2 separate regions of the Homo sapiens genome follow, and region 1 is linked to region 2. The links are chromatin loops, found by intact Hi-C in ENCODE. Cell type or tissue: natural killer cell. All regions are shown on one strand. Each heading gives the region's core, and the rest is flanking DNA. Links, peaks and the distances in the headings are about the cores only.

Region 1 (12,642 bases), core at 1,445-9,444, 61 kb after region 2:
TTGAGCTCCTGGGCTTCACCTGAATGTATTTCGTGGACTTCACAGTTGTGTCATGAATAAGTACATTTCTTTTTTGCATAAAATATTTTATGTTGTATTTCTGTCCCTGGAACTGAATGGATCCTAACATATGTGTCTGAGGGACTTTTACTTTGCCAATTTTGAAAACTAGTTAAAGCATCAGAATAGCACTGGTAGAAAACTCATGCAACAATGCATGATGGATTGTATTTTGCACAGCAAATACTCACTCCAGCCCCCTCCCTCCCTCGGGAAACATTCTTAATAGCTCACCAATATTGGGCTTGGTCGTGTGACCTGCTTTTAGTCCATAGAACACAGCAGAAGTGACTGTGGGCTTGTCACATGCAGAGCTCTGAAGCTGCATTGATGTTTCCATCAGTCCTGCCTTATACCTTCAGATCAGCATGAACCGGAGAGAAGACACTCCTCGGTCTGGGCCCAAGGTGAGAAGGCAGGTGAAGCAGACTTACAGCCACCTCTCAAACCTGCAGAACAAGAAATCCACTGAGACTTGGGGGTTTATTACAGTAAAGCCTGACTAATACACGAGGTGGGAGAAACACATTACCAGTGAGCAAGAGCAGTCATTCATTCGACAAATGTTAATAAATTCAGCAACTCCCATATACCAGGCCCTGTGCTTCTGAGAGATACAGTTCCCTCCCTTGCTACTGTGTAGTGGGGGGAAAGAGAGAAGCAATTTCATAATTTGAGTGCACCTTGAAAAGAGCAGACGGAAAGAGGAAGATTGTTTGAGTGAGGGAATTCTTGCTGGAATGCAGGAAGGAGGGAGGACATAGGTAGTTGCTTGGTCTAGGACCCAGACAATATTTCTTGTTTGATGCTTAATGAAGGCTAAGGGGCCATTCATCAGACTCATGTAAAATGATCCCTAAAATTACATAAGTCTCTGATGGATTCACCCAGCGGCAGAACCCTTTGGAGGACTGCCATCTCATAAGCTTAACGTGGCATTTTAGATTTGTTTGGGGCTGTAAAAAATTGTTAAGTTTAATTAAATGTAATTAATTTTGTTACACAACATTTGAAATATGCTGAACATGAAAAGTCACCTCAACTGCCAGAGGCTGCAGGTGTTCGTAGGAAGTGGGGGGAAGGAGGGAGGATGGGAGGTGGTGGTGTAGGTGAAGGGGAAAGAGTCTGCAACCCAGATTTCAAACCCTGTTTCATGTCTTTTAAGACCACTTTAACTAGACATGTAATCACAGTGTGATTTTCTTCCACAGCCCCTGCTGATCCGACAGCCCAGGGCAGACGTGTTTTATACCATATTACCTAGTGCCCGCTGACTCTGAAATTCTAACCCATTAGCCTGTGAGGGAGGCTGGTGCTTTCAAAAGCTCTGCCCAAACAGGGATGAATTGAGTGAATAACTTTTTTACTCTATGAAACTGAAATTAAGGTAGTGAGCAAAATTGGAAGGTTATGAGACAGACCAGGGAGCACATGATAGGCAAAAAGAGCTCAAATTAGAAGTTAGTTAAAACTATAGGTGAAAAAGAACTGGCAAAAAGACAAGAGTAAGTAGTGAGGGACCCCACTGGTCATAGGACCAGAAGCAATGCACAGAGTAGTGAATCCTGGTCAGGGCTGTCTGGGGAAGACTCCCAGATCCAAGCTGACCCCCTGGTTCTTGTCTCCATGAGGCTTCACCTTTTCATGGGTCTTCTTGGATTCCTGTATAAGTTTGTCTCCTCTGCCTGAGGCGTAAGACCCCGTTGTCCTGCCTGAGCTAGGCTTAGTGAGTCTTTGGGTTTTTTGTACCCTAAAGAGCTTCAGTAAAACTCAGAATACTCCAATGCAGTGCTTCTTAGATTTTAGTGTGTATAGGAATCACCAGACTTAGCAGGTGTGTTTGTGAACCACCCTGTGTTGCTGACTTCTCTAGGAAGCACTTCCTTTGGTCTCCAGGCCATACCCCACATCGTTGTGATGGGGCTTTCACTGAAGCAAGCCTCATGGCCAGCACCAGCAATCTGTTCTTTCTCAATGTGATTGATGATCTTTATCACTGGAATGCTGAAAGTCTTCCAGTGCTCCTCCTTGGAGAGCCTATCTGTGACGTTAGATGTTTTCTCTAGCACAAAGAGTCCTTGGAGCATTTCTGAGTGTCACACCTTCAGGTTGCAGCGGGAAGATGGATGCTGGCAGCTCTCCCATCTCTTTTAAAGTGTTTTAATTAAATTCTTGTTCCTGTCACTCCATGGAAACAGCTCTTGTCAACTCACTACCAGCTTCCATCTTGCTAGATCCAAAAACAGTTCTTGGGGCTCATCCTAATCAACCTTCCAGTAAAAGTGATGTTCCTACCTTCTCGAAATGCTTTTTCACTTAGCTTTCAGAGAACTAACTCTCTCTCTCTCTGTCTCTCTCTCTGTCCTTACTGACTACTACTTTTCACTCTCCTTTTCTGATTGCTCCTCACGTTCTTGACTTCTAAACATTAGGGGCCTTCGGGTTGGTGCAGAAGTAATTGCAGTTTCAGACCATGAATGTTACATCATTATAACTAGGATCAAACACATCTTTATTAATCAAAATAGGAACAATTACAGTCAACGTATTTTTGCCAGTGAGAAATAAGTTTGTTTTTTCCTATAGCATAAAAATCCGTGCTTAAGGCTTCAATGAACTTTTCGAAAGCATTTTCTGCATCCTGCTGGTTGTGAAAAGGTTTTCCCTGCAAAAAGCTTTGATATGCTTGAAGAAGTGGTAGTCGGTTGGTGAGACGTCAGGTGAATGTGGCGGATGAGGCAAAACTTTGTAGCCCAATTCGTTCAAGTTTTGAAGCGTTGGTTGTGCAATGTGCTGTCTGGTGTTGTGGAGAATTGGGCCCTTTCTGTTGACCAATGCCGGCTGCCAGCATTGCAGTTTTTGGTGTATCTCATCAATTTGTTGAGCATACTTACTTCTCAGATGTAATGATTTTGCCGGGATTCAGAAAGCTGTAGTGGATCAGACTGGCAGCAGACCACCAAATGGTCACCAGGACCTTTTTTGGTGCAAGTTTGGCTTTGGGAAGTGCTTTAGAGCTTCTTCTCCATCCAGCCACTGAGCTGGTTGTCACCGGTTGTCATATAAAATCCACTTTTTGTCGCATGTCACAATCTGATTGAGAAATGGTTTATTGTTGGTGTGTAGAATAAGAGAAGATGCGATTTTTTTTTTTTAAATTTAGAATGGTCAGTGTTGAGCTTTTAATTTGGAATGATCAGTGTTGAGTTCTTCGGCAACTTCTCATGTAAGAGGATCAGCTTCGATGATTGCTCTCAATGGGTCATTGTCAACTTCCGATGGCTGGCCACTATGCTCCTCATCTTCAAGGCTCTCATCTGCTTTGTAAAACTTCTTGAACCACCATTGCACGGTATGTTTGTTAGCAGTTCCTGGGCCAAACGCGTTGTTGTTGTTGCAAGTTGTCTCCACTCCTTTATGACCCATTTTGAATTAGAATAAGAAAATCACTCGCATTTGCCTTTTGTCTATCATCATTTCCATAGTCTAAAATAAACATAAACAGCAAGACATAAGTCCTTAGCAAAAAAAAAAGCAAGAAATGCCCATTAAAATGATGTATAACATAACCACATTTATTTCAATAGCAAACGGCAAATTCCAACAATGCAAAAGCCACAATTCCTTTTGCACCAACCTCATACATTCCCTCCCTGAGTGATCTCATCTAGTCTCATGGCATAAAATTGCATCTATACACTGATTACTCTCAAACTTCCGTCTGTAGATCAACATCTTTGCTTTCCAGACTCATATTCAACTATATTCAATATCTCTACCTGGATGTTTAGTGGGCATCTCATACTTAATATGTCCCAAAATGAAGTCCTAATTTCACCCCCCAATCTTCCCCTCCTTTTTCTTTTCCATCTCAGTAAATATCTCCATTGTTTTGGGGAACAAATGGACTCCTTTTTCTTTTCCATCTCAGTAAATTTCATCTCCATTGTTTTGGTTTGTCAGGCCAAAAACTTGAAGACATTCTTGACTTGTCTCTTCCATCTTCCATCCAATTTATTAGCAAATCCTGCCAGTTCTTCTTTTGAAATATATTCAAAAGCCAACTTTTGGACACCATTTCCATGACAGTTTCTACTCTGTTCCATGCCATGATTCCCTTCTTTTGCAATAACCTCTTAACTGGTCTTCCTGCTTCTACCCTTTCCCTCACACAGCAGTCAGAATTATCCTTTTAAATCATAAACTGGATCGTGTGATGACTCTGCTAAAAACGAATGGCTTCTTATCTCACTTCAAACACAGTAGTCCCTCTTTATCTGCAGTTTTGCTTTCCAAGGTTTTGCTTACCTGCAGTCAACTGTGGTCTGAAAATATTAAATGGAAAATTTCAGAAATAAGAAATTCAGAAGTTTTAAATGTGTACCATTTTGAGTAGTGTGATGAAATCTAGCCCCTTCCTGCCCCATCCTGTCTGTGATGTGAATCATTCCTTGTCTAGCGGATCCTCACTTACTGCACTATTCACCCATTAGTCACCCATCTCGGTTATCAAATCTACTGTCAAGATACCACAGTACTTGTGTTCAAGTCACCTTATTTTACTGTATAATGGCCCCAGAGCAGAAGAGTTGTGATGCTGGCAATTCAGATATGCCAAAGAGAAGCCACCTTTAAGTGAAAAAGTGAAAGCTCTTGTCTTAATAAGGAAGGAGAAAAAAACAGTATGCTAAGTTTGCTAAGATGTACAGTAACACTGAGTCTTCTATCTGTGAAACCGTGAAGAAGGAAAAAGAAATGTGTGCTAGTTTTGGTGTCACACTTCAAACCACACAAGTTACAGCCAAAGTGTGTAATATGCGCTTAGTTAAGATGGAAAGGCGTTAAACTTATGGGTGGAGGACATGAACAGACATGTCCTCCAATTGACAGCAATTGAGTTCATTACTATCTGTGGTTTCAGGCATCCACTGGGGGTCTTGGAACATATACACCTATGGATATGTGGGGACTATTGTAAAATCGAGTGCCTTTTCCATAGCCTACAAGGCCATATATTTTGTTCTAACTCTAACCTCATCTACTACTTTTTTTACACCATTTTAGTTACACTGGACTCTGCTGTTTCTTTTTTGTTTGTTTTTTGTTGTTGTTCTTTTCTTTTTTTTTTTGGGAGACAGAGTCCACTCTCGTTGCCCAGGCTGGAGTGCAATTGCGCAATCTTAGCTCACTGCAACCTCTGCCTCCCAGGTTCAAGCAATCCTCCTGCCTCAGCCTCCCAAGTAGCTGGGATTACAGGCATCCACCACGACACCCAGCTAATTTGTGTGTGTGTGTGTGTGTGTGTGTGTGTGTGTGTGTGTGTGTGTTTATTATACTTTAAGTTCTGGGGTACATGTGCAGGATGTGCAAGTTTGTTACATAGGTATACACGTGCCATGGTGGTTTGCTGCACCCATCAACCCATCATCTACATTAGGTATTTCTCCTAATGCTACCCCTCCCCTAGTCCCCAACCCCCCAACAGGTCCCGGTGTGTGTTGTTCCCCTCCCTGTGTCCATGTGTTCTCATTGTTCAACTCCCACTTATGAGTGAGAACATGCATTGTTTGGTTTTCTGTTCCTGTTTTAGTTTGCTGAGAATGATGGTTTCCAGCTTCATCCATGTCACTGCAAAGAAATGAACTCATCCTTTTTATGGCTGCATAGTATTCCATGGTGTATATGTGCCACATTTTCTTTATCCAGTCTATCACTGATGGGCATTTGGGTTGGTTCCAAGTCTTTGCTATTGTGAACAGTGCCCCAAAAAACATATGTGTGCATGTGTCTTTATAGTAGAATGATTTATAATCCTGTGGATATATACCCAGTAACCAGATTTCTGGGTCAAATGGTATTTCTGGTTCTACATCTTTGAGGAATTGCCACAGTGTCTTCCACAGTGGTTGAACTAATTTACACTCCCACTAACAGTGTAAAAGCATTCCTATTTTTCCACATCCTCTCCAGCATCTGTTGTTTCCTGACCTTTTAATGATCACCATTTGAAATGGGGTGAGTTGGTATCTCATTGTGGTTTTGATTTGCATTTCTCTAATGACCAGTGATGATGAACTTGTTTTCCTTATGTTTGTTGGCTACATAAATGTCTCCTTTTGAGAAGTGTCTGTTCATATCCTTTGCCCACTTTTTGATGGGATTGTTTTTTTCTTGTAAATTTGTTTAAGTTCTTTGTAGATTCTGGATATTAGCCCTTTGTCAGATGGAGAGATTGCAAAATTTTTCTCCCATTCTGTAGGTTGCCTGTTCATGATAGTTTCTTTTGCTGTGCAGAAGCTCTTTAGTTTAAATAGATCCCATTTGTGTCAATTTTGGCTTTTGTTGCCATTGCTTTTGGAGTTTTAGTCATGAAGTCTTTGCCCATGCCTATGTCCTGAATGGCATTGCCTAGGTTTTCTTCTAGGGTTTTTATTGTTTTAGGTCTTATGCTTAAGTCTTTAATCCATCTTGAGTTAATTTTTGTATAAGGTGTAAGGAAGGGGTCCAGTTTCAGTTTTCTGCATATGGCTAGACAGTTTTCCCAACACCATTTATTAAATAGGGAATCCTTTCCTCATTGCTTTTGTCAGGTCTGTCAAAGATCAGATGGTTGTAGATGTGTGGTGTTATTTCTGAGGCCTCTGTTCTGTTCCATTGGTCTATATATCTGTTTTGGTGCCAGTACCATTCTGTTTTGGTTACTTGTATTTGGCCTTGTATTATAGTTTGAAGTCAGGTAGCGTGATGTCTCCAGCTTTGTTCTTCTTGCTTAGGATTGTCTTGGCTATACAGGCTTTTTTTGGTTCCATATGAAAGTTAAAGTAGTTTTTTCCAATTCTGTGAAGAAAGTCAATGCTAGCTTGATGGGGGTGGCATTGAATCTATAAATTACCTTGGGCAGTATGGCCATTTTCACGATATTGATTCTTCCTATCCATGAGCATGGAATGTTTTTCCATTTGTTTGTGTCCTCTCTTATTTCCTTGAGCAGTAGTTTGTAGTTCTCCTTGAAGAGGTCCTTCACATCCCTTGTAAGTTGTATTCCTAGGTATTTTATTCTCTTTGTAGCAATTGTGAATAGGAGTTCACTCATGATTTGGCTGTTTGTCTATTACTGGTGTATTACTGGTGTCACAAGGAATGCTTGTTATGTTTGCACATTGATTTTGTATCCTGAGACTTTGCTGAAGTTGCTTATCAGCTTAAGGAGATTTTGGACTGAGACGATGGGGTTTTCTAAATATACAATCATGTCATCTGCAGAGACAATTTGACTTCCTCTCTTGCTATGTGAATACCTTTATTTCTTTCTCTTGCCTGATTGCCCCAGCCAGAACTTCCAATACTGTGTTGAATAGGAGTGGTGAGAGAGGGCATCTTTGTCTTGTGCCAGTTTTCAAAGGGAATGCCTCCAGTTTTTGCCCATTCAGTATGATATTGGTTGTGGGTTTGTCATAAATAGCTCTTATTATTTCGAGATACGTTCTATCAATATCCAGTTTATTGAGAGTTTTTAGCATGCAGGGCTGTTGAATTTTGTCGAAGCCTTTTCTGCATCTGTTGAGACAATCATGTGGTTTTTGTCATTGGTTCTGTTTATGTGATTAATTACGTTTATTAATTTGCATACGTTGAAACTTGGATCCCAGAGATGAAGCCGGCTTAATCATGGTGGATAAGCTTTTTGTATTTTTAGTAGAGATGGGGTTTCACCATGTTAGCCAGGCTGGTCTTGAACTCCTGACCTCAGGTAATCCACCCACCTCAGTCTCCCAAAGTGCCAGGATTACAGGTGTGAGCCACTGTGCCCATCCATGTGATTCTGCCATTTTTTCTGCCTGAAGTTCTTGACTCTCAGATGGCCTGAATGGCTCAAGTGTCACTTTATAAGATGCCTTCTCTGACCAGTCAGTGGAAAATAGCACCCTCTAAACCACCCAGGCATACGCCATCCTAAATGAGTACTTACCACTTACCACCGTCTGACATTGTTTTTGTCCATCTCCATGGTACTCTCCTCTCCTACCCCTGCCAAACAAGCTCCTTGATTGAGGCTTTCACTATGTGATGTGCCTGCTTCCACTTTGCCTTCTGCCATGATTGGAAGCTTCCTGAGGCCTCCCCAGAAGCAGATGCTGCTAACCTTCCTGTACATCCTGCAGAACCATAAGCCTATAAAACCCCTTTCCTTATAAATTATCCAGTCAGGCATTTCTATAATTATTGTTGTTATTTAGAGACAGAGTTTTGCCATGTTGCTCAGGCTGGTCTCAAACTCCTGGGCTTAAGCGATTCTCCAACCTTGGCCTCTCAAAGCGTTGGGATTATAGGCATGAGCCACCACACCTGGACAGGTATTGCTTTATAGCAATGCAAAACAGCCTAATACAGTTACTTATCATTGAATGTCTACAGATAACCATTGTTAGTATTTTAGTGTATTTTCTTCCCTATATATGAAAGAATTTATGAGATTATACTATTTTGTAAATTACATTTTTCTCTAAATATTTGGTAGACATTAAATATCTTTTTACAACACGATTTTCAATGACATACTAAAATTTCATTGAATACAACCTAGAAGCAATAAGCACACCTAGTGCCCAGATCTTGGTTTCTCCAAACAAAGGAAAAAATTGGAGAAATGGCTGATTCTAGAACTGTGGGAAGAAATATACAAGATGAGGCTGGGCATGGTGGCTCATGCCTGTAATCCCAGCACTTTGGGAGGCTGTGGTGGGAGGAAGGTTTGAGGCCAGGAGTTAGAGACCAGCCTGAGCGACCTAATGAAGTCTCATCTTTATAAAAACTTTTTAAAAATTAGCCAGGTGTGGTGGTGCACACCTGTAGTCCCAGCTACTCAGGAAACAGAGGTGGGAGGATTGCTTCAGCCCAGGAGTTCAAGGTTAACAGTGAGCTATGATCGTGCCACTGCTGCAATCCAACCTGGACAACAGAGCAAGACCCTGTCTCTAAAAAATGGAAAGAAAAGAAATATACAAGATGAGCCTGGAGCATCTTGTAGTGCCAGAAAGTAAGAAAGTGTGAAACACACACAAAACTCACAGTGTGAGAATATGCCAAGGAGTACAGGAGCCAAGTGAAAAAGCTCCCAGTGGCTAAAGATGAAAGAATTTGAGCAACAAAATAAAGTAGTATTGACTTATAACCCAACATGCAAAATAAGTATTCATGAGTCCATGCTGATATAAATGATTGAATACATAAATAATTGTGGGAGTAGAGACAAGTCTCTTGTGCAGGAGAATTCACAATAATTCATGTAGTTGTCCTGTCCTTAAGGGGATGAAACATAAACTCCCACTCCTAAAGCGTGGGCTGTGCATAGTGACTTTCCTCCAAAGAGTACAGCATGAAAAGAGCAAAAAAGAGAGTAAATTTACAGTGGAAACACCTGAAAAACAGTAACTCTGCCAAGTGATCAAAGTCAACATCAACAGTGATAAGTGGTGTTGATAGTGTGTATCTTTGATATGAGGTGATAAGAATGGCACTTTAGGCCGGGTACGGTGGCTCACACCTGTAATCCCAGCACTTTGGGAGGCCGAGGTGGGTGGATCACGAGGTGAGGAGATCGAGACCATCCTGGCTAACACAGTGAAACCCCGTCTCTACTAAAAATACAAAAAATTAGCCAGGCATGGTGGCCCATGCCTGTAGTCCCAGCTACTAGGGAGGCTGTGGCAGGAGAATGGCGTGAACCCGGGAGGCTGAGCTTGCAGCGAGCCTGGATTGCACCACTGCACTCCAGCCTGGCGACGGAGTGAGACTCCATCTCAAAAAAAAAAAAAAAAAAGAAAAAAAGAAAAGAATGGCTCCTTACTTCTGTGGTCTTTCTCCCAGAATACATAACCCCAGTTCAATCACGAGAAAAACATCAGACAAATCCAAGTGGAGAGACATTCTACAAAATACCTGACTGGTACTTTTCCAAACTCTCAAGATCATTGAAAACAAGGAAAATCTGAGAAATGGTCAAGTCAAGAGGAGTTTAGGGGACAAATAAGACATTTGGTAAAAAGTAAGAAAATCTGAATAAAGTATGCAGTTTAGTTAATCAAAATTTATCAGTATTGGTTCATTAATTGTGCCAAATATACCATACTAGTGTAAGATGTGAATAATAGGGGAACTGGGTGTGGGTATACGGAAACTCTCTATGCTGGCTTCACAGTGATTCTGTGAATCTAAAGTGTTCTAAAATAAAAGGTTTATTCAGAAAATGACATGCAACAGAAGCATCATATTTTATTTAATCTCTTATGATTGAACATTTAAGTGGTTTCTAAATTTTTGCTATTGAATACATTTATGATGAATGTCCTTACAATCAAATCTTTGCACACATCCCTATTACTTCCTTCAGAATACATTTGTAGAAGGGAAATTGTGGGATAATAGATGTGCGTATTATAACAGTATTAAAGATTTTGATGCAAGATACCTAATGAGGCCCCCTCAGTTAAAGAATAAGTTAACTCTAAATTACAGTCAAGATGAAGGTTTAGAAAAGACTCTTGGATACTTTTTGCATCCAAGCCAGTCACATCAAATGCCACGAGGAATTATTTTCAACACCCTGAGAAAACCACTTACCGACGGGGAGCCTGTGTTCAGGGGTATGTCTTGCATTGGGCGTCTACTGCTCTTACAAGAGATAAATCAGAAGACTTCACTTCCTCATGCTGTGACCATCCCAGTATAAGAAAATAAAAACAAAAAGGGGAATGCAGATCTCCAAAGACCTAGAAGACGTGCACAGAGCCCTCCTGCATTTTATTAGGCAATCAGACTAAGAATACTATAGATCCGTGGCTCTTGTAGTGCGGTCCTCAGAACCAGCAGCATCAGTGTCACCTGGAAACTTGTTAGAAACGTGAATTCTTGGGTTCTACCCTAGGTAGACTGAGTCAGAAACTCTGGAGTTAAGGCCCAGATATTTGTGGGGTTTTTTTTTTTTGAGAAGTAGATATACTTTTTAATGCATTTTGGCAGGTTTATTGATATGTAATTCACATACCATACAATTAACTCATTTAAAGTGTACAGTTTAATGGTTTTTAGTGTATTCACAGATTTATGCAATTATCAACACAATCATTTTAAAACATTTTCATTACCTCATAAGGAAACCCTGTACTCTTTAGGTATCCCCTCTGCTCCCATCATGTTCCCTAGCCCTAGCAGTCACGAACGTATGTTCTGTCTCTGTGGATTTGCCTATTCTGGACATTTTGTATAAATAGAAAAATACCTGCACAGCAAAAGAAACTATCATCAGAGTGAACAGGCAACCTACAGAATGGAAGAAAATTTTTGCAATCTATCCATCTGACAAAAGTCTAATATCTAGAATCTACAAGGAACTTAAACAAATTTAGACCAAAAAAAAAAAAAAAACCAACCCCATCAAAAAGAGGGTGAAAGATATGAACAGATACTTCTCAAAAGAAGACATTTATGCGGCCAAGAAACATGAAAAAAAGCTCATCATCCTGGTCATTAAAGAAATGTAAGTCAAAACCACAATGAGATACCATTTCATTCCAATTAGAATGGCGATCACTAAAAAGTTAGGAAACAACAGATACTGGTGAGGCTGTGGAGAAATAGGAATGCTTTTACACTGTTGGTGGGAGTGTAAATTAGTTCAACCATTGTGGAAGACAGTGTGGCGATTCCTCAAGGATCTAGAACCAGAAATACCATTTGATCCAGCAATCCCATTACTGGGTATACACCCAAAGGATTATAAATCATTCTACTATAAAGACACATGCACATATATGTTTATTGCAGCACTGTTTACAATAGCAAAGACTTGGAACCAACCCAAATGCCCATCAATGATAGACTGGATAAAAAAACTGTGACACATATACACCATGGAATATTATGCAGCCATAAAAAGGTTGAGTTCATGTCCTTTGCAGTGATATGGATGAAGCTGGAAACCATCATTCTAAGCAAACTAACACAGGAACAGAAAACCAAACACTGCATGTTCTCATTCATAAGTGGGAATTCAACAATGAATACATGGACACAGGGAGGGGAACATCATACCTCGGGGCCTGTTGGGAGTTGGGGGGCAAGGAGAGGGATAGCATTAGGACAAATAGCTAATGCATATGGGGCTTAAAACCTAGATGAAGGGTTGATAGGTGCAGCAACCCCCCATGGCACATGTATACCTATGTAACAAACCTGCACATTGTGCACACGTATCCCAGAACTTAAAGTAAAATAAAATAAATCAATAAGAAAATCTAGAGGAAATTGGTAAATTTCCTTTTCACACAACCTCCCAAGATTGAACCAGGAAGAAATAGAAAAAAAAAGAAAAGAAAAGAAAACTACAATATAGACCTGTTGTGTCTGGCTTCTTTCACTGAGCATAATGTTTTCAAGGCTCATTCATGTTACAGGAGGTATTCGCACTTCATTCCTTTTTATGGCCAAATCATATTCCATAATGTGGATATACCACACTTTGCTTACATATTCATGAGTTGGTGGACACTTGGGTTTTTTCTACCTTTTGGCTGTTAGGAATTG
Region 2 (12,642 bases), core at 2,723-10,722:
TCTGGGAAAATAAGCCTTATAAAACAAGGTCTGTCTATTTCATAACAGGATTATAGTTTGGAGAGTGTTAATCCTTTCAATTCAGTAATATATAGATGGTTCCCAACTTAAAGATGGTTTGACTTAGAATTTTCTGACTTTATGATGGTGTGAAAGTGATCCACATTCAGTAGAAGCCATGCTTTGAGTACCCATACAACCCTTCTGTTTTTCACTTTCAGTATTCAGTGAATTACATGAGCTATTCAACACTCTATTATAAAATAGGCTTTATGTTAGATGATTTCGCTCAATGATAGGCTAATGAAAGCATTCTGCACATGTTTAGGGTAGGGTGGGCTAAGTATGATGTTTGGTAGGTTAGATGTGTTAAATGCATTTTCAATTTGTGATAGGTTTATCAGGATGCAACCCCTTTGTAAGTCAAGGAGTATCTGTATACAGTAGTCCTTTTGTGATAATAAGGGACATATTTTAGATAAATAGTCTATATAGAGTTCCTAAATGTAATTTAATTAAAAAAATTTTTTTTGCCACCACTCTATATGGTGCTGACCAATGTTGCTTTATCTTATGGTAGAATATCCTTCAAGAGCAAACCAGTAGGAGATCCCTAACAAATAGTTGAATTGTCAGGTCTAAATACTTTTGTATTTTTAAACTCTGTTTACTTCCTATTGGAGAAGTGAATAGCATCAGGGTTGCTTTACCATGAGGTAATTATGAACTGTGGGGAAAAAAGAAAATTAGAAAAGCATCCCATCCTCCATAAAATAGATTAGATAATCACTCCAAGTAACTTAAGAGTTCTCTGAAGTCATTTTCTTGCTTTCCTATACCATAAAACCTACATGAAATGGTGTTTGTTCAAAATATGCCCCCACACCTTTACATCTGGGAACAGGCAGAAGCATTCACATTTTCTGTGCTCATTTGAAAAGATAACTCTCGACGCCAGGGCATTCCATTCATGTTATAATCCTAGACTGCTTTATTCATGCTTTAATTCCACATCTGTCTCAGAAATGGAGGCAGTGGTTAGAAAAGATTGAGCACCTAGTCAATGAATGTTGGGCTGAAATGAGCTCAGCAATCTGTTTGACTAAAGAAGACTCGTGTTTAATTCCACCTTGTGAAGAAACATGTTTTAAAACCCCATAACAACTTCATGGTGACATCTATAATGTAAGCAGTTAATCCTCTATTGTGTAGATAATAAGGTAATTTGAAACATGCTCTTAAGTTGTTATATGTAAATAGAGAGTCAAATTTATTTATTTTCATTGATGGATGGGAAGTGAGACTTAACAAGTTTCTTGTCTGTGTTAACTTTTGTTTCTATTTCTGTTAGTACTTTAGGAAATTACAGAGAAGTGCGTTTCAGTAATGTGCAAAAATGCTCTTGGAAGAAAGGACATTAAACTATACACGATACTATGCTTTTTGCTTTTGCTGGGCCAATGATATGACCTTGAGCAAATCATTTAAAATCTCTGGGTCTTCAACATTTCCTCATTTATTCTTAAAATGTTGCGTCCATATCCAAAGTTCTGTTATTCAATAATGTCTTTGTCCATTCGTTCCTCTTTTTTGCTCCTATCATTTCAAATAATGATTATCATTAAAATCATTAAGTATTGGCTTTAAAGGAGCAGGAAAGGGATATGTTACGGGGTTTTTCCCCCCTCTCTTGACATGCTTTCTCTGCTTAAGGACACTTTGTACTAATTTTCACTAAAACTTGAGATGAGAGACTTGACTGGTGTTATTTAGGTGGCAAACTGGCAGAACCAGATCTAGAACCCACTTCCTGGTTCGTCCTATATTCAGTAGACCATATTACCTATGATGATTGCTTTTGAAGTTATATTAAAAAAATCACTGACAGAATCTCTGAAATTACTACTGAGAAAACAGTAGTAATTCAAGATATTATTTTTTGTTATATCATATTCTTTCCTGCATCTGTGCCTTTCCATCTGTTACCACGAATGAATCGTCCCAACTGCAGTTTAAGGCCAGCCTCTCTATTTGGTTGCTGGATCCCATCCTCTCGTTTCTCCTTGGGGATTTTGTTCCAGGATTATACCATGTCTCTTTTGTATTAGCAATTTCTCCGTCTTTACCAGATCTTCTTATTAGTATGCAAACATGTTATCTCTCTAATAAGGGGGGAAGTCTCTTTCTAGAGTCTGCATTCATCCTCAGTTTTGTCACATTGATTTCCCTTTATAGTAAAATGCCACAGAATTCTGTATGCTGTTATTACCACTTCCTCATCTCTCATCTCTTCAGGCTACTTACTCAGCATGTTATACCTCCACTTGACCAAAACCTGTCTTTTCACAATCAGCAGCAACTTCTGTCTTATCAAATACAGTGGTCAATTCTGTCTTTATTTTACTGGACCTCTCAGCCTTTGACACAGTTGTCTGTTCTCTCCTTGAAGCCCTTCTTCAGTAAACTTCAGGATATAAAGTTCTCCTGATTTTTCCATTTACCTCCCTGGGAACTCTTTTTCCATCTTCTTTCCTAACTTCTCTTCTACTTCCAGACTTGAAGTTGTTGGAATGCTTCTGAGCTTAGTCCTTGGACTTCTTTTCCTCTCTGTCTTCACTTGCTCCTGGATGATCTCATCCATTTTCAGCCTTTAAATATCTTTCCAATGTTGATGAACCCTAAATTTCTATCTCTAGCTGTGACCTCTCTCCTGAGCCCCTGGTTCATATATTTAACTGCCTACTTAATATTTCCACTTGGGTGTCTATTAGGCATTTCAAATTTATCACAACTAGACAAATTTTTTATTTACATATCTTCATCCTGATTTCTGCTAAATCAGTACCTCTCCAAGTCTTCTCCATCATGGTATATGCCATCATTACTCACCAGGTTGATTAGGCACAAACCTTCCTTTAACATACCAGGCACATGGCTACCTCTGGGCCTTCACACTTGATGATCCCTATTCTAGAAAGCTTGTTCTCCCCCAGTCTACATATGGACCATCCGCACTCTGCCTGCTTCCCTCCTCCCTCCTTCGTTTCTCACCTTCTGCCTCTTCCCCTCCTCCCGTAACTATTGATGGCTACCTACCAATTACCTGCTAATTAATATTTTTCCAGCCTTGATGTAGGTCTCTGTCTTCATTCATCTCTGCTCTTTCTGCCCTTCTGTAACTCAGAAGTCACAGCACTGGATCGTATCTCAGCTTTTATCCTACTCTACATTCTCCTCTTTTATGAAACTCTTCTTCCTTGGTTTCTCTAACTCTCTATCCCCACCCATTTCAGAATTATTGATCTTATTGGTTCAGTTATCTAATGTTTTGTTTTCTCTTTTGCTGCTTGAGAATTAAATAAAGTTTGCCATCACAGTTCTTTACTTCTTATTGTACTTTTCAAAGATTTTCCCCCTTAACTTCAGTTATGATCTCTTCAGAGCTGACTTCCAAGTCTTATGAATGGAGCCCCACCTTTCTTTTGAGTCTTTCTCAACTTCTACACACGAATGTTTTGATAAGCTTCACACATTAAACATATTTATAATATGACTCATTTTTCCTCTACAGGTGGTCTTTCCATCATGATTTTGTGAAATTTAATGAAATTACCAAAAACACGAATCAAGCTTTTTTGAGTCTTCCCCCTCCCTCCCTTTTTATGTCCAAATTCCATTTACAGACATTCTAATCTCCACTGCTTTAGTTTAATACTCTTTGTCACATTGTTTGTTTTTGTTGTTGTTGGTTTCATTTGTTTGTTAATGTGACTAATGACAGTAAGCTTCCAAATGGCCTTCAGTGTATCTTAATGCCCCCATGTCACTACCAGTTTTTTCTCAAACTCATATCTAATCTTGTCATTCTCCTGGTACCTCTAGTAGCTCCTCATTGCACAGTGAATACAATACATGTAACCTCACAGTGTGGTATCATAGGCCTTCCGTGATTCCATCTCCATTCATTGTCACTTTTTTTTTTTTTTTTTTGAGATGGAGTCTCGCACTCTCACCCAGGCTGGAGTGTAGTGGCGTGATCTCAGCTCACTGCAACCTCTGCCTCCTGGGTTCAAGCAATTCTCCTGCCTCAGACTCTCGAGTAGCTGGGATTACAGGTGCCCGCCAGCACGCCTGGTTAATTTTTGTATTTTTAGTAGGGACAGGGTTTCGGGTTTCACAGGGTTTCACCACGTTGGCCAGGCTGGTCTAGAATTCCTGACCTTGGGTGATCCACCCTCCTCTGCCTCCCAAAGTGCTGGGATTACAGGTGTGAGCCACTGCGTCCGGCCCATTTTCACAATTTTAATGGCTCATTAAATTTCCCCTGCCTCTGCCCCCATTTTCCCATACTCTGCTTTGCAGGTAGTAAGATAAAATGCTTTTTAATTGAGTTAAAACTAACAGCATGGAAAAATTTAGGGATGTACATGATAACAAGTGTAATACTCCCAAGGATAACCTCTGGGGCCAAAATTTAAGAATAATCAGGCAATTCAGCTAAGTCACTTTGAGGTAGAAAATCTTCTATTTATTACACATAGAGGTGTAGAGAATTAAGGGAAAAGATTTTACTGGGAAACTGAGACTTGAGCTGATCCATAAAGGAATAATTGGATTTGGACATGTCAAGGGAAGAAGGCAAAATTCAAGTGAAGATACAGCAGTGGGAATAGCTTTCAGTGAACTAAAAATTAATTTACCCATGTATAATACCAGGTTTTTGGCATTTTATTTTGAGAAGGGGAGGGGATAAGGGGAAGGGTATATGATTCATTCTCCTCTGATATCTGCATACCACTTGTTGGCTTCTGTAGGTGGGAAGTAGCATTTGTTAATTTCTTGTATTTGCCAGGCGCTGTGAAAGATATTTAAGCCTCAGAACTCTAAAAAGCAGGTTGTTAAATCCCCATTTGCAGATGAGAAGATAAATTCAGAAAGCTTAGGTAAAATACATAAAGCAGTACCAGAGCTAGGGTTCAAACTCAGAGCTTTTAGCTCTACAGTCTGTCTTCTTCCTCTGAAAAATTATGTGCAAATGCATTTTTTTCCATAGGTCATTGTCAGTGGCCTGTGAAAATTCATTCTTCATACCAGATTTTTGGATAATAGAATGTAAAAAGCCTCCTATACCCCCTGGAAATCTGAGTTCTTCTAAAAGGCCTTTTGAATTTTGCCGTTGAAAATCCATCCTCATTTGAATGCTGCCTGTATCATTGCTTTACTTATCAGTCAAATTCAGGATATAAGATACCAGAAACAAAGTAGCTTTTATTTATTTGGAATGAAACAAATCAAAACCACTAGACAGGAGATAAGAAAGATGTTTCTTCAAGACAAACAAGCATTTTTCAGTTATTTAACCACCAAGTTAAGTTTGAATCTGTGTTCTTGTGTCGTTGTTTTCCAGCAAACATTATTCCATGAGTCATATAAAACTAATCTCATTCATGACTGATCTCACCCATTGCTAATCTCATTCAAAACTGGTTTCATCAGGCGAAAATTCATGTGCTATTCTGGACATTTGTAGGTTATCCATTACTTTTATGACCATTGTTTTAGTGTAATGAAACATTACTGTATTTTGTCTTCTGGGCTGCCTTAGTCACCATCCTTCTCTATTCTTCCTCAACTAAATATGTAACTCTTGGAAAATGGTATATTATATGAAAACACTAGAAATGGAATAATTAACTCCTTATTTCCATGTTGTAGAGTTTGGAAATACCTACAAATTAGAATATTTTTAATAGAGAAAAGGAAAATTGGGGTGTTTATCTATAATTTCAATCTTCTGAATGGGAATACTTTATTGCCATGTTGTACGTGGCCCATTTAGGTATCATGTAATATTTTCCTTTATCCAATGTGATAGTCAAGGCTATTAATAATAGAATAGAGATAATTAATTGATATTTAGAAATAAGTACCTATTTCCAAAACAGAAAAGTAAGCATTCTTTTTTTAAAAAACCTTAGAAATACTTTTTTCTTTTATATTTGTCTGTATGTAGAAAATTAGTTGCTTGGGAAAGAGTTGTTTTTATTTTTGCTTTGTTCTAGTTCTGTCATTTTTTTTTCTTAAAAAAAAAGAAAAAACTGTGGTACAGCAAGTTTGTTAACGCTCTGAGCAGATTGCTAGTGAATTCTCTTGATGTAAGAATAAACCCACACTAACCGGAAACTCATAGTCTGCTTAAAAAAAAAAAAACAAACCAGAAACACCACTGGTTAGAAATACAGCTTTTGGCCAGATGCAGTGGCTCATTCCTATAATTCCAGCTCTTTGGGAGGCCAAGGCGGGTGGTTCACTTGATGACAGGAGTTCCAGACCAGCCTGGTCAACATGGTGAAACCTCCTCTCTACTAAAAATACAAAAAATTAGCTGGTTGTGGTAGTGGGTGCCTGTAGTCCCAGCTAGTCCTCAGGAAGACTGAGACAGGAAAATCGCTTAAACCTGGGCAGTAGAGATTGCGGTGAGCCGCGATCACACCACTCTCCAGCCTGGGTGACAGAGCAAGACTCTCTGAAAAAAAGAAAAAAAAAGAAAAAAGAAAAGAAATACAGCTTTTTTCCCCCCCACTTTCTAGTTACTAAATTGCCCTTGGTTTTTATAGTGTTTTCAATCAGAGGAAATGGGTATTACTTGTCTGAGATAGTGTTCTTAATGCTTATGAGCCGTATTTTTTAGGTTAGATGATTCATGGATTTTAATAGCCTGCCAGTCACTTCATAGACAAGTCTTCTTAGGAGAGGAATAATGACTATAATGAAAATAAAGATATCAAACCATTTATATTATTTTTCTGGAGGCCATAAACCATAAAAAAAACCTCTCTGTATTGAATGTCAAATTAAATTTGAATAAGGGGTGGCAATACTATTCTAACATGAATTTATTGGTAGCATGTCTGCACATACCATGGGTGGCTCCAATTATCTTAATACTTATACTTGTTCAATATATATTCCCCCCTTCCATTAGCATTGTAGTTATGTTGGCCAAAGAGTCCCCTAAACTTCTTTCTTTACTATACAGAAGCCCAATGATGATCTAAGTAAGTAAAATATACTCTCTTCTGGTTGTAAAGGTCATATGCCATTTGCTTCCTATAGTCAGATATAGTTGTTAATATTACTTGTCTTGACTATTTCTATATATTCCCTGCCTAACTTCTCTGCGCACACAGACTCCTGAAAGACTGTACAGCTGTACCTGTATTTTTGACTAGGGATTATGCTGCAGAATACCTATGTCCTTTCCTAATTGGATGAGATTGGCTTAAACTAAAGCATTTTACTAAGGATGCTGCATGGATGTGCTGCTGCACTGGTAATAGACTAGACGTGGGATATACATATTGATGTGTCTGACAAGATTTATCAAATTCTATCGTTTAAAAAAAAAAAACCACTTTTTTTGAAAGCTAACCAATAGACCCTGGTGTTCATCTCCATGGTTGAAATCTATTTTTCTGCACTACAAGGTAGTATGATTTAGTGATAAGAACATAGTTTGTAGCTAGAAGACTTGATTCTAGTCCAGACCTTGCCCTTTTACCAACAGCATGGCCAAGGTATTTAATATCTGAGCCCTAGTTTCCTTTTTTATAAAATAGAAATAAAGGCCCATCAAATAGGTTTGTTTGAGAATTAAGGGTCAGTTTAGTGAAAGTGCTTTGTAAACTGTATTGATTATACAGATGTCAGAATTCTTATTTCAGGATCTTACAGTGTTTCCAGGTTATCTTTTTCAGCTTTTATTATTACATAATTTGTAGATGTCATAATCACAGGAGAATAAAGCTGAAATCTGTAGTGATTCATAACACATATTGCTTCTTTCATCTAAAATTTTAATGTCCCCAAATTTTAACTTAATTGACAATTCCAGTTCCTTATGTTTGAATAATGGAAATTTTATTTTATTTATGACCTAGAAGTACTGTCACTGTATAAAACTCTAGTGAGGGATTCCCACAATGGATGAAAGGTATTATTCTTTTAAACATTATTCTTTTTTTGTTGATATTTAAGGTTTTTGAAATTTTAAATAATAAAACCTTTAAAACTAATTGAAAAGGTACAAAATAAAATTATCATCTGTGTTCCCACTAATATCAAATGTTAACTTTTTTTTGCTTCAGATTACTTTTTATTAAGGAAACAAAATATTACTGAAAAAAACTTTTGCCAAAGTACGGATGACCATAATAAATGTCAAATTCTGTAGCTCACATTGTAAGTTGAATTACAGCAATATATGGAGAAACTTTAAAAGGTTATTTAATCATAGAATAGCCATTTACCTGTGTGCTTTTATGGTTGCTATGAGACAAGTAGACCAGAATTACAAAGCAAACTCACAATTTTAGAAGACAGAGCCAAGAATGAAAAACAAGCATGAGAATGAGAAAATGTTTTTGCTTTGAAGTTTGGCTTGAATAGCCACATCATAAGTATAAATGATTGTTCTGGCACTTTGAAGCATTATAAAGAAAATGCAATGCAACATACCAATTCTTTAATAGTTTTCAATACTTAAACAGGTTAAGGAATTTCATTTCTTTTGTAGCAGAGATTCAAAAAATGTGTGTTGAATATCCTTATAAAGATAAAAAAGCATATAGAACTTGATATAGGACCAGATAATACGGAATAAACCAACAGATCTTGGGTATTTGTTATGGTATAGATGCATGGATTGCCTTAGTCAAAGGCTTTCCCTGAGAATTTCACTATTCTGAGTATTTGGTAGTTTTACTGTGTCTCCTATAAGGATAAATGCAGGTTCATAGAAATGTCTTAGATAATCATTATCGATTGTAAAAATGAGGAAAAAATATGAAATATGGAACCCACATTCTGTGCCTATACGATAATAGCCTATAAGTAGGCTATTAGTTGAGGAATTCATCTATGATAAGCTGTAGCTCCCAACCGTAGCTGAGAGAGAGACTTCTGCTCTCTAGTTACTTCTTGGGAATAACAAATGGTGTCTGTGTAGTAGGATTTATCAGTGGTATGTTGCAAATGCCCTCGGCTATTCCTATTCCAGAGCCGCTACTTTGCTCTCAAGTCCTCTGAGTGTTACCTGGTTCCTGTAGTGCTGCAGCATCCTCTTTTTCCCCCATTGCTTCAACATGGTACTTGCTGCTAGAATGAGTTTTTCAAATGCCACTTAAAAAAAAAAAAAAGGCCTCTACCCTGCATAGGGGTAGGTTCAGAAACCCGTGGAGAGCTCCTCATTCATTAAACTACTTTTTTCAACGTAATATGATCTTACCCTACAATCCTGCCAGAAATTTACTTGTTTATTACACTGAGTTCTATTCCACAGAGAATTGGGGGAGCATGTGAGAACATTTATAATAAAATAATGGGTAAATATATTTAGAAATGAGGGAGGAACCGTGGAAATACTGACATAAAGAGCTGAAGGTTGAGACTAAGGAAGAAATCCCACCTGTACATGCCATGCCTGTAGCAGCTGAGGTTAAGGTTTAGCTCTGAACTGCTAGATGTGACCTGATTTTCTGCTTCCCCTCCCAGCAGGCTTCTGCTCTAGTGCATGCAGCCTTTCTCCCTGCTCTCCCTCTGTGTTCGAGACCATTTTTGTGTGTGTCTACTGACTATCTTTCCATCTACCACTTAGTTTTTAAATTTTGTCTCAAATCCACGTCCTGCCTCTTATGAAGCCCTTGTGGAACTCCTTTGACCGCTATAGCAGTTACACTGACTGTGCAGCAATGTGGGGTCTTCATTAAGCATTTTGGTGACAGGAATTATGTTTTAGGCCAGCATTCTCAAAAAGATTTTAAGCATTTTGAGGAATTTTTACATTTTTAAAAAACTAATCTTTTGGTTTTTCCTTCATTCTCATCATCCTGCAGTGGTTCCTGTGCTCCCAACTTTCTTCCAGACCCTTGAAAGATCATGTTTCACTCTCCTCCTGAGCCCTTCACAGGCGCTGTGCAGGGCTGAGGTTATAACCTAGCCAATGAAATCATGATTGGCTGGCAGATAATTAAGTCTGTCTATCCAGTTGACTCTTACATGTGCAGAAAGCATTTATGAATGAACAACACATTCTTTCAATAATTAGAACTTTCCATCGTGGACCTTCTCAAATTATATATGACTCTGTGGATAACTTAGCCAATATGCAAAGAAAAAGAAGACTTCTCAAAAAAGTGTTCCAATTCTGCACTTTCTTGCCTCAAAGTATAATTGTAAATCAGTCCCCACCATAATGCCGTTACTCTTGACATTATATTACATATTGTGGTTCAGGAATGAATCTCAAGTCAGCACGAACCCGGTCCTCTAAAGTATGCTACACGTATAAAATTGGCTGTCTGATCACCCATTGTTGTCATAATTTACACTCAGGATTGTGCTAGTTGAATTTGTGAGCAGCAGGCATGGAGCCAGAATTCTCCAGAACACTTTGTGGGGAGGGCACCGGGAAGAGTGAAGAGCTAACAGGGTAGTATAAAAATCCCCCTAAAATTAGCAAAGATGAGTTTCTCAGACCTAACAGCAGTATCCTCAATTTGTTAGTATTATCGATAGCTTCTTAATGTCTCCAACCAGAAAACTGAGAGACCTGGAAAGCCTGCACATGGATCTGGGAATATGCTGCATTGTCTTATGCTTTATGTAGTAGTCAGAACAGGTGTTGCTGTAGTTCGGATATTTGACCCTTCAATCCTCATGTTGAAATTTGATCGCCCCCGAGTGTTGGAAGTGAGGCCTAGTGGGAGGTGTTTGGGTCTTGGGAGTGGATCCCTCATGAAAGGCTTGGTGCCATCCTGGTGGTAACGAGTGAATTCTGAGTTCTTGCTCTATTAGTTGTCAAGAGAGCTGGTGAAAAGAGCTGGCACCTCCCTCCCTCTTTCTCTGGCCTCCTCTCTTACCATGTAATCTCTGCACAAGCTTGATCCCCTTCCCCTCTGGAGGCGGTCTGAGGCTCTCACCAGATGCCCAGTCTTCCAGCCAACAGAATTGTGAACCAAATAAACCATTTTTCTTTAGAAGTTACCCAGTCTGAACTATTCCTTTATAGCATCACAAACGGACTAAGACATATGATTTCATATCCTTTGCCATTAATATTTTTAACCTCATTTGTTGATGTTTTTCTTCATTTGCATTATCCTGTAGTAATGCCCGTGCAATCAGCGTTTTTAAAGACATACCTGAAATAATTATCCTACATATATATTATTAATTTGAAAATATGTGAGTACTATTATTAATAGAACTAGTGAAAAATATATTTAAAAAGGGGTTTCTAAATTCATAATAGTTTTTGTCATTGTATATGTTCTCAGATAACAAGTACAATTATCATTTGGGATGAGATGGGGATTGACGAATCTATACCATTCTTTTAATGATGAAGGAAGTTCTTATTTCTAAAAGGTTAATAACCTTGGACTCAGAATTTAGTCCAAGTTTCCTTAGCATGTGTACAACTGGCCCTTACTATTATTCTCACCTATCCTTCACTGTTGCTCTACTAAACAACCCCTGTTCCTTCCTGCCTCTCCATCTTTCCCTTTGCCCTGTAAGTTCCAACTCATCCTTAAGACTGTTTAGAATCTTATATGTGAAATCTTCACAGTCCTCTTGATTTATTTTGTGTGTATGTGTATGCTAATATAGTAGCTCTATTAACAGGTATTTTACTCTATAGAAGTCTTTCATCTACTGACATATAGCAGATGATCAATAAATACTTGCTGAAGAAAGGAAGGAAAAGATGAAGTGCACATGACAGTTCATTAACATGTATAGTAGCTTCTTAATATAGTGATAGTTTAGGATTGATTTGAAGATTATTCATATCATTGACTTGGTAGTGCAGATTTTGGATGGTAAGGGATATTTGGTTAAATTGTCTTTTGTGGAATGAATTTTGTATTAACTTTATTAAAAATAATTTTATATTAAAACCCAAAGATTTGGGTTCTAGCTCTACTACCGTATTTTTCTACTAATCCTATAATTTTCTTATCTGTAAAATGTGAAATTCTAACAGATTTTCATTCATTCATGTTTTCATTCATTAAATATGTGCTAGACATTGTTATTGTTAATTTTTAAATGTTAACCCATAAATAATGATATTGTTCCTTCTCATAATTATGCACCATGTTTGTGTTTTCCTTATAGCAGTTTATTTTCCTTATTTTTTTGGAGGGAAAAAATTACCTTAAAAAAAAAACTGCACGAAATAAACTGTCTTTCAAATATGTCATCGCCAGAGATTGTAGTCTCAAATATTTATCTTTAAATAATTACATATGGATAGGTGATTTAATCTTAGTCTAGCAGCTCAATGATGTATGGAAATTCTTTTTGTCAGTCCCACCGGGGGAGCATTGATTGCTAAACAGAATATTGGGGACTGATATGCAAGATTAGGTATTTCTTTTCTCCAGAGAAAGTAATAGAAAATAGAAATTTCATGCAAATGTATGCAGTGGATAGTTAGTTATGATTCCCAAGTATTCATCTACCCAAAGTAAATGTCTCCTGTGCAAACAAAATATTTTCTTTGATTTTGTCATGCTGAATGGAAAACTGATTATATTAAATGTTCCCCTATCGAAGTCCACTTGTAAATGACTGCAG

What was found. Hi-C counts contacts between places; a loop is a spot of excess contacts. Peaks named below come from ENCODE experiments on the same cell type or tissue, not always from the same donor. Only the 100,000 strongest peaks of a DNase experiment are listed, where the experiment ranks them.
Region 1: a loop joins it to region 2, with 7 times the contacts of the local background. A loop is called at or near these places in 3 of 110 quality-filtered maps.

The regions. Positions count from the first base shown.
Region 1 is chr11:108,943,529-108,956,170 of GRCh38, forward strand. No RefSeq gene overlaps it. Among named protein-coding and RNA genes, the nearest start is that of DDX10, 280 kb to the left of the region's middle. In natural killer cell, for the core only: no CTCF peak of the experiment used is centred there; no DNase peak of the experiment used is centred there.
Region 2 is chr11:108,881,386-108,894,027 of GRCh38, forward strand. The region is part of intron 16 of DDX10 (DEAD-box helicase 10); the gene reads left to right. Among named protein-coding and RNA genes, the nearest start is that of DDX10, 220 kb to the left of the region's middle. In natural killer cell, for the core only: no CTCF peak of the experiment used is centred there; DNase peaks (open chromatin) are centred at 6,186 and 6,476; H3K4me3 peaks cover 219 bases; H3K27ac peaks cover 247 bases.